Regions from separate parts of the Homo sapiens genome. Here region 2 is linked to region 1. A link is a contact called in ENCODE Hi-C or POLR2A ChIA-PET data. All regions are on one chromosome and are shown on one strand. The core of a region is the stretch at or near the end of the contact, and the rest is flanking DNA. Distances in the headings are between cores, read along the strand shown.

The links. Hi-C counts contacts between places; a loop is a spot of excess contacts on that map. ChIA-PET counts read pairs that join two places held with the same protein, here RNA polymerase II (POLR2A). Pooled maps may share reads with other maps.
Region 2: a pooled map shows a loop between it and region 1 (2.2-fold over the local background). The contact joins two enhancer-like sites. A Hi-C loop is called at or near these places in 1 of 50 pooled maps. POLR2A ChIA-PET finds 5 or more read pairs at or near these places in 3 of 52 experiments (A549, A673 and activated naive CD4-positive, alpha-beta T cell).

What each region holds. Positions count from the first base shown.
Region 1 is chr2:9,983,421-9,986,898 of GRCh38, reverse strand. It overlaps GRHL1 (grainyhead like transcription factor 1), which reads right to left. Exons shown (of 16, transcript NM_198182.3): 9 at 617-775. Among named protein-coding and RNA genes, the nearest start is that of GRHL1, 33 kb to the right of the region's middle. Within about 2 kb of position 1,923, at least 8 of the 41 ENCODE cell types and tissues checked have a DNase peak (open chromatin) inside an H3K27ac peak, as active enhancers do.
Region 2 is chr2:10,381,197-10,384,674 of GRCh38, reverse strand. The region is part of intron 1 of HPCAL1 (hippocalcin like 1); the gene reads right to left. Among named protein-coding and RNA genes, the nearest start is that of SNORA80B, 64 kb to the left of the region's middle. RefSeq lists enhancers at 1,073-1,726, 1,727-2,382. Within about 2 kb of position 1,959, at least 14 of the 41 ENCODE cell types and tissues checked have a DNase peak (open chromatin) inside an H3K27ac peak, as active enhancers do.

The DNA of each region.
Region 1 (3,478 bases), core at 674-3,173:
CCCATCTCCACAAGAAAATTAAAAATTAGCTGGGTGTGATGGGATGTGCCTGTAGTCCCAACTACTCAGGAGACTGAGTTTGGGGGATCGCTTGAGCCCAGGAGGTTGAGGCTACAGTGAGCAGTGATTGCACCACTAAATTCCAGCCTGGATGACAGAGTGAGACCTCATCTCTGATAAAGGCTGGGCGCGGTGGCTCACACCTGTAATCCTAGCACTGTGGGAGGCTGAGGTGGGCAGATTACCTGAGCTCAGGAGTTGGAGACCAGCCTGGGGAACATGGCGAAACCCTGTCTCTACTAAAAATACAAAAAACTAGCCGGCCGTGGTGGTGTGCACCTGTAATCCCAGCTACTGGGAAGGCTGGGGCACAAGAATTGCTTGAACCCAGAAGGCAGAATTGCAGTGAGCCGAGATTGCACCACTTCACTCCAGCCTGGGAGACAGAGGGAGACTCTGTCTCAACAATAAATAAATAAATAAATAAAAATAATTTTAAAAGTTATTCTATATTAGCAGCTATATTCTCATTTTGACATTAAATATTAAAGAGACCCTGGTCTTTTTCCATGAGTGTGTCTCAAACACTTGTTCCAAGCATCCCTGCCGATCTTACCTTGTCACAGAAGACCTTGATCTGGCAGTAGGCCCGGTGCACAGGCTTGTTGCTGCGGTTGTTGTAACTATAGGTATCAACTTGAATGTTAAGAGGCAACCCCTTCACTCCCTTCTGGGAAGAGAAATCTGTGCTTAAGCAGTTCACAGAGATGAAAACCTGCCAAGGGAAGAGAAGGTTCCATAAGCAACAGGCACCAAGTCAAACCTAGCACAGCTCATGAAAATATTAACATCACTGAAATTACTCAAGTCTATTTTAAATGAGAAGCTCAGCTTCTCATTTTTTAAAAAAGGGTTTTTAAAAAGAGGTGATCAGGGGTTTATTTTAAAACTGCTTTTGGTCATAGAAATAGCAGACCTTAAAGAGGAGGAAGAGTCGGCAGCTCTGAACCTCTGCTTATGTTCCCTTCCAGAATCCCTATTTAATATCAGCTAGGACAGGGGAAGAGGCTGGTTAGCTTTCCTGATGTCATTTTCCAAAGTTACCAATAGCATAGCTCCCTCTGCAGCTGTTCTGTAACTTAGTAAAAACTTCCTAGGAATCCACCTATATTTGCGTTGACACCACCTCTTAGGATAACCTGTAGTACTCTGTGTCCTCATATTTTAGAACTTATGACATCAGTGTTCCTCTAATCCACAATTTTTATAAGATTCCAATAAAGTTCTCTCTCAATCTTTGCCCATGCAGACTAAACAGTCCTCATTTCTTTCCAGTTTGTTCTTATTAACCTTTTGGTTATCAAATCACATTGGGCCCAGTGTTCAAGGGATGATTTGTAATTTACAATTATTTCCATACTCCTTTCTAGGTATGGAAATATCAGTGCAAGGGTCTTTTATTTAAACATAACTGGATTCTTTACATGCCCAGATTAAACCTAAGACAAAAGTGGTAACGTTTGTTAATAGGCTGAGAACTTAACGATCACTAAACACCCAGGAATGTGTTCCTCATTCAAGAAGTTCCACACAGATGTGGTCAAAACTCCCTAGAATAACCCGGGAAGATGTTATGCTGGTGGGTCTATTTCCATGAGAGAAACGAAGAATCCAATTCCTTAAGCAACAGTTCTACTATTCAATCATGAAATTACTTCAGAGAAACTGTCTAAACCAGACTTTGAGCTTCTCAACCCACAGTTTCAAAAGTCTGCTTTCCTATCAGTGCCCAAGCCACCACTTCCCACAGGAGCAATTTTTTTTTTTTTTTTTGAGACAGTCTGGCTCTGTCACCCAGGCTGGAGTGTGGTGGTGTGATCTCAGCTCACTGCAACCTTTGCCTTCTGGATTCAAGCCATGCTCCCACCTCAGCCTTCCAACTAGCTGGGATCACAGGTGTGCGCCACCACGCCCAGGTAATTTTTGTATTTTTTTTTTTTTTAGAGACAGGGTTCCACTATGTTGCCCAGGCTGGTCTCCAACTCCTGAGCTCAAGCAATCCTACCATCTTGGCCTCCCAAAGTGCTGGGATTACAGGCAGGAGCTACCACACTCAGCCCACAAGAACAATATTTAAAGATGACTTCCAAGTGCAGTAGGTTAGCACCGGCTACACTCACTCCAGCTGCTAGCATGTGCCTGAGCAATGCACTAAGCCGGCGAGAACCCATCCAGGGGGATCCCCCACCTTCGAAATGGAAGGCAGGAGATGTCACACCCTTCTCTCCTGGGCTCCAAATCAGTTATCTCCCGCACATTTTCTCAAAAGTTAAAATAAGCTGAGTCACATTATGAATATGACATTGGAAGCTGCTACTTAAGAGGAACCCAGTGTACAGCAAATAAACATGTGCCATTTCCCCACTATTTTTATCACTGTGGATTTTAAAAATGTTTTTGAGCTCCCTTTCAACTAGTTTTAGAATTTACTGCGGATGCATGTGCACCACATAGTGGACATTATTGGAATTACAGTTTTTAAAACTAAGACTGGCCCATTTCAGACCCTTCAACCCCGTGAGCTGACAGGGGAAGATTCCTTCTAGCCCCTGGGTCAACAGCCAAGAATGGGTCCACCACAAGCAGCACTGGGTGTCACTGGCTGAACTAGGGCAGATGGGGAAAAATTTAAGTTATAATGGGGTTGGGGGGCAGCTATAGTAACTTTTTTTTTTTGAGATGAAGTTTTGCTCTTGTTGCCCAGGCTGGAGTGCAATGGCGCAATCTCGGCTCACAGCAACCCTGCAACCTCCGCCTCCCGGGTTCAAGCGATTCTCCTGCCCCAGCCTCCTGGGTAGCCAGGATTACAGGCTTGCACCACCACACCTGGCTAATTTTGTATTTTTAGTAGAGACAGGGTTTCACTATATTGGCCAGGCTGGTCTCGAACTCCTGACCTCATGATCCGCCCACCTCGGCCTCCCAAAGTGCTCAGATTACAGGTGTGAGTCACCACTCCCGGCCACATTTTTTTTTTTAAACACTTCAAGTACAATCTCTAAATCCACAAATCAGAGGTAAGGAGAGTCTGTGGAATGCATTCAGGTTTAAAAAAAAAAAAAGTCCATGCAAACAACTAAGCAAAGTAACCAAACCACCATATATTTTTCAATTTACAACCAATGGAAAATCCGAATTTTTTCTGTCATTCTAGGCCACGTGGCTCAATTCCTAGTTCAAAAACAGCTGCCTGGGAAAGTTCGACTTCATCCTCACGATTCCAGGAAGTGATATTCCCTTTACAAGAAGATTTCACAGTAATCCAACCCGAAACCTAACCTCCCCTTGCTTCCCAGTTTCAAGTTTCTATTCAAAAAAGAAATGAGCAGGGGCCAAATCCCAGGATCGGGGCAAACATGGAGCTTTGGCACAGCTTTGCCCATGCTGGTGTGCATTCATGATGATTTGCAGTCTCTTA
Region 2 (3,478 bases), core at 710-3,209, 400 kb before region 1:
CCTTCAGACCCCAGCTCAGGGTCCCTCCCTAGGGAAGCCCCTGAAACTCCCAGCTGCTGGCTTTCATAGCACTGAGCACCTCCCCTTCATCCACTCTGCCACCGAGATTCCACTTTTCTGGGATTTGCAGATTAGCATCTGTAGCCCCATGGGGGAGGGGGCCTTGCCCCAGTGCCCAGCACAGCACCGTGCACCAAGCAAGCATGGCAGTTTGTGGAGGGCAGTAGTGAGTGTGAGCGAGGGGACACCACAGATGGTAACCTGGGCTCTCCTCTCTCCCCAGGGTGGGTGCCCAAAACCCTTCCCTCCAGACATCCCACGGGGATGTGTGGAGGGTGTTCTCTCCCTCCACCCCTCTCCTCCCACAAGGGGTATTTTGCAAGAACACCACTGGCAGCCCCATCCACTCCTAGTGAGGGGAAGCAGCTCATCTGATGTGACTGAAGAAAGAAATGACCTTCCTGCCGGGCCGCCACCTCCCTCACCTTGTCCCCACCCTGAGGGAGGAGGTCTGGGGTTGTTCTTTTGTCTGCCTAGGATTGGGAAGTTTATTTTAAAGGGTGGGGCAAGTATTAGGATGCTGATTCTTGCCATGGAGCCAGCTTACCAATCCAGAGCCACCAGCAAAAGGTGTGTGTGTGTGTGGGTGTGTGTGTGTACGCGATGTATATGCATGTGTAATTATATGTACACACATATAATTTAGTGACTTCAACCTGAGTGATTTTCCCGGGTACATTTGGCAATGTCTGGAGATATTTTTGGTTATTACAACTGGGGAGTTGAGGGGACATGCCTACCAGCATCTTATGGGTAGGGCCAAGGATACTGCTCAATACCCCACAATGCACAGGACAGCCCCCCCTTCCCCGCACACACCAAAGAATTATGCTTCTCCAAATGGCAACAGTGCTGAGGTGAGGAGACTCGACAAATATATTCCCCTACTGGTCACCTCTTAGATTTACCTTTTTTTTCTTTTCTTTTCTTTTTTTTTTGAGAAAGGGTCTCACTCAGGGCTGGGTGGCTCACACTTGTAATCCCAGCACTTTGGCAGGCTGAAGTGGGCAGATCACTTGAGGCCAGGAGTTTGAGACCAGCCTGGCCAACATAGTGAAACCCAGTCTCTACTAAAAATACAAAAATTAGCTGGGTGTGGTGGCAGGTGCCTGTAATCGCAGCTACTTGGCAGGCTGAGGCAAAAGAATTGCTTAAACTTGGGAGGTGGAGGTTGCAGTGAGCCGAGATCGTGCCACTGCACTCCAGCCTGGGCAACAGAGCAAGATGCGGTCTGAAAAAAAAGGGGGGTGGGTCTCACTCTGTCACCCAGGCTGGAGCACAGTGGCGCGATCTTGGCTCACTGCAGCCTCAACCTCTTGGGCTCAAGTGATCCTCCTACCTCAGCCTCCTGAGTAGCTGGGACCACAGGCACATGACACCACGCCAGGCTAGTTTTGTTTACTTTTGTAGAGAGGAGGTCTTACTATGTTGCCCAGGCTGGTCAGGACTCCTGGGCTCAAGCAGTCCTCCTGCCTCAGCTTCCCAAAGTGCTGGGATGACAGGCATGAGCCGCCGCGCCCAGCCAGATTCACCTTTTGACTAGTTGCAGACTCTAATGGTAAGGGGTTGCAGATTAAACCACGCCTCATTCCCAGAGGAGGAGTCAAAGGTGCTGCAGGGTGTCCCGCACACCACTGCCCTGGAGAGTGGTGCACAAGCGAGCCGCCACTCCCCTCCTGTTCTTAAACAGGAAGGAGCTCGAGGAAACGCAGCTTCAAGTGCTCAGGAAAAGGGCTGAGTGCCCTGTGGTGTGGCTGGGCAGAAACAGGAAGGTGTGCAGCCTTCACGGCTGGTTTGCTGTGGAGAGCACACTCCCACACTCAGCAGCTGCAGCCGGGCACAGGAGGTCTTCACTGGGTCCCACACGGGAGCAGGGAGGGGGTGGTGCATGCGGCTTCTCATCCAGAACCTCATAGAGCTGTTTGGTTCCTGCCTCTACTCTAGCTGACTTGCTTGGGATGCGTGGCCCTCCACGCAGTGCTTTGCATGTGGTCATTTCCCTTTTTTTTTTTTTTTTTTTTAATTAATGAACTTTATTTTTTAGAGCTGTTTAGTTCACAGCAAAATCGCGTGGAAAGCACAGAGTTCTCTACATACCTCCTGCCCTCCCTACTACCAGGGTGGCTGTTTGTTACAACGGATGAACCCGCCTTGTCTCTTCACACGTCATTATCACCCAAGTCCGTAGGTTACATTAGGACTCACTGCTGGTGCTGTATATTCTATGGGTTTTGACAACTGTGCAATGACATGGCTCCCCCACTACAGTATCACACAGAGCAGTTTCACTGCCTTAAAAATGCCCTGTGCTCTGCCTGCTCATCCCTCCCTCCCTCCTAACCCGTAGGAACCACTGATCTGTTTATTATCTCCATCGCTTTGCCTTTCCTAGGATATCATAGAGTTGCAATCCTCCATAGGCATAGCCTTTTCAGATTGGCTTCTCTCACCTACTCATATGCAGATGAGTTCCCCCATGTCTTTTCATGGCTTGCTAGCTCATTTCTTCTTAGTGCTGTGGAATAATATTCCATTGTCTGGATGCACCACAGCTAATTTATCCATTCACCTGCTGAAGGACACCTTCGCTGCCTCCAAGTTCCAGCTGTTATGAATAATCGTGAATAAAGTCGCTATGAACACCCATGTGCAGGTTTTTGTGTGGACATAAGTTTTTTTAACTCCTCTGGGTAAATATCAAGGAGCATGATTGTTGGATCACAGGGTAAAAGTGTGTTTAGCTTTCTAAGGATTTGTCAAACTGTCTTCCAAGGTGGCTGTACTGTTTTGCGTTCCCACCAGCAGTGAGTGAGGCTTCCTGTGGCTTCACATCCTCCCTCGCATTTGGTGCTGAGTGTCCTGGATTTGGGCCATTCTCATCGGTGTTTGCTTTGATTTACAATTCCCTGACAGCCATTTGTTTTTAAGCCACATTACTTTAAGATCACACAGGACCAATCTTTACTGTGAACCAAAGTCTCAAAATTGCCATCAGGGATCCCAAATGACATGATGCTCTGGCGGCGCAGAGCACCTGGGCAGGAGGTGATATAAAGGGAGGATACCCCAAGTTGCCCAGAAGACAGGCTGACAAACATTGTCCCTGTAGTCCTGCCTGATGTGACAACGCCCTGTCTACACTGGAACACGAACATCTCCACGCAGTGCGCATTACAGTCCAGAAGGAGCGTCGCATCCACTTTGTCACTTAATGCCTGGAAACCCAGACCTGAGGTGGGAGGAAACTTGCTGGAGCCACACAGCGGGAAGGGAGAGTCAAGGTCCCTGTGCAGAGCTTTGGCTGGGGCTCAGCAGAGCCACGTCTCTGTTGTTCAAAGCACAACGTAACATCCTTGTGGAATCTTTAAGGAGCTTAGATGCCTCCTTGCTTAGACTAAGGGCCTATCTGGTATTTCAC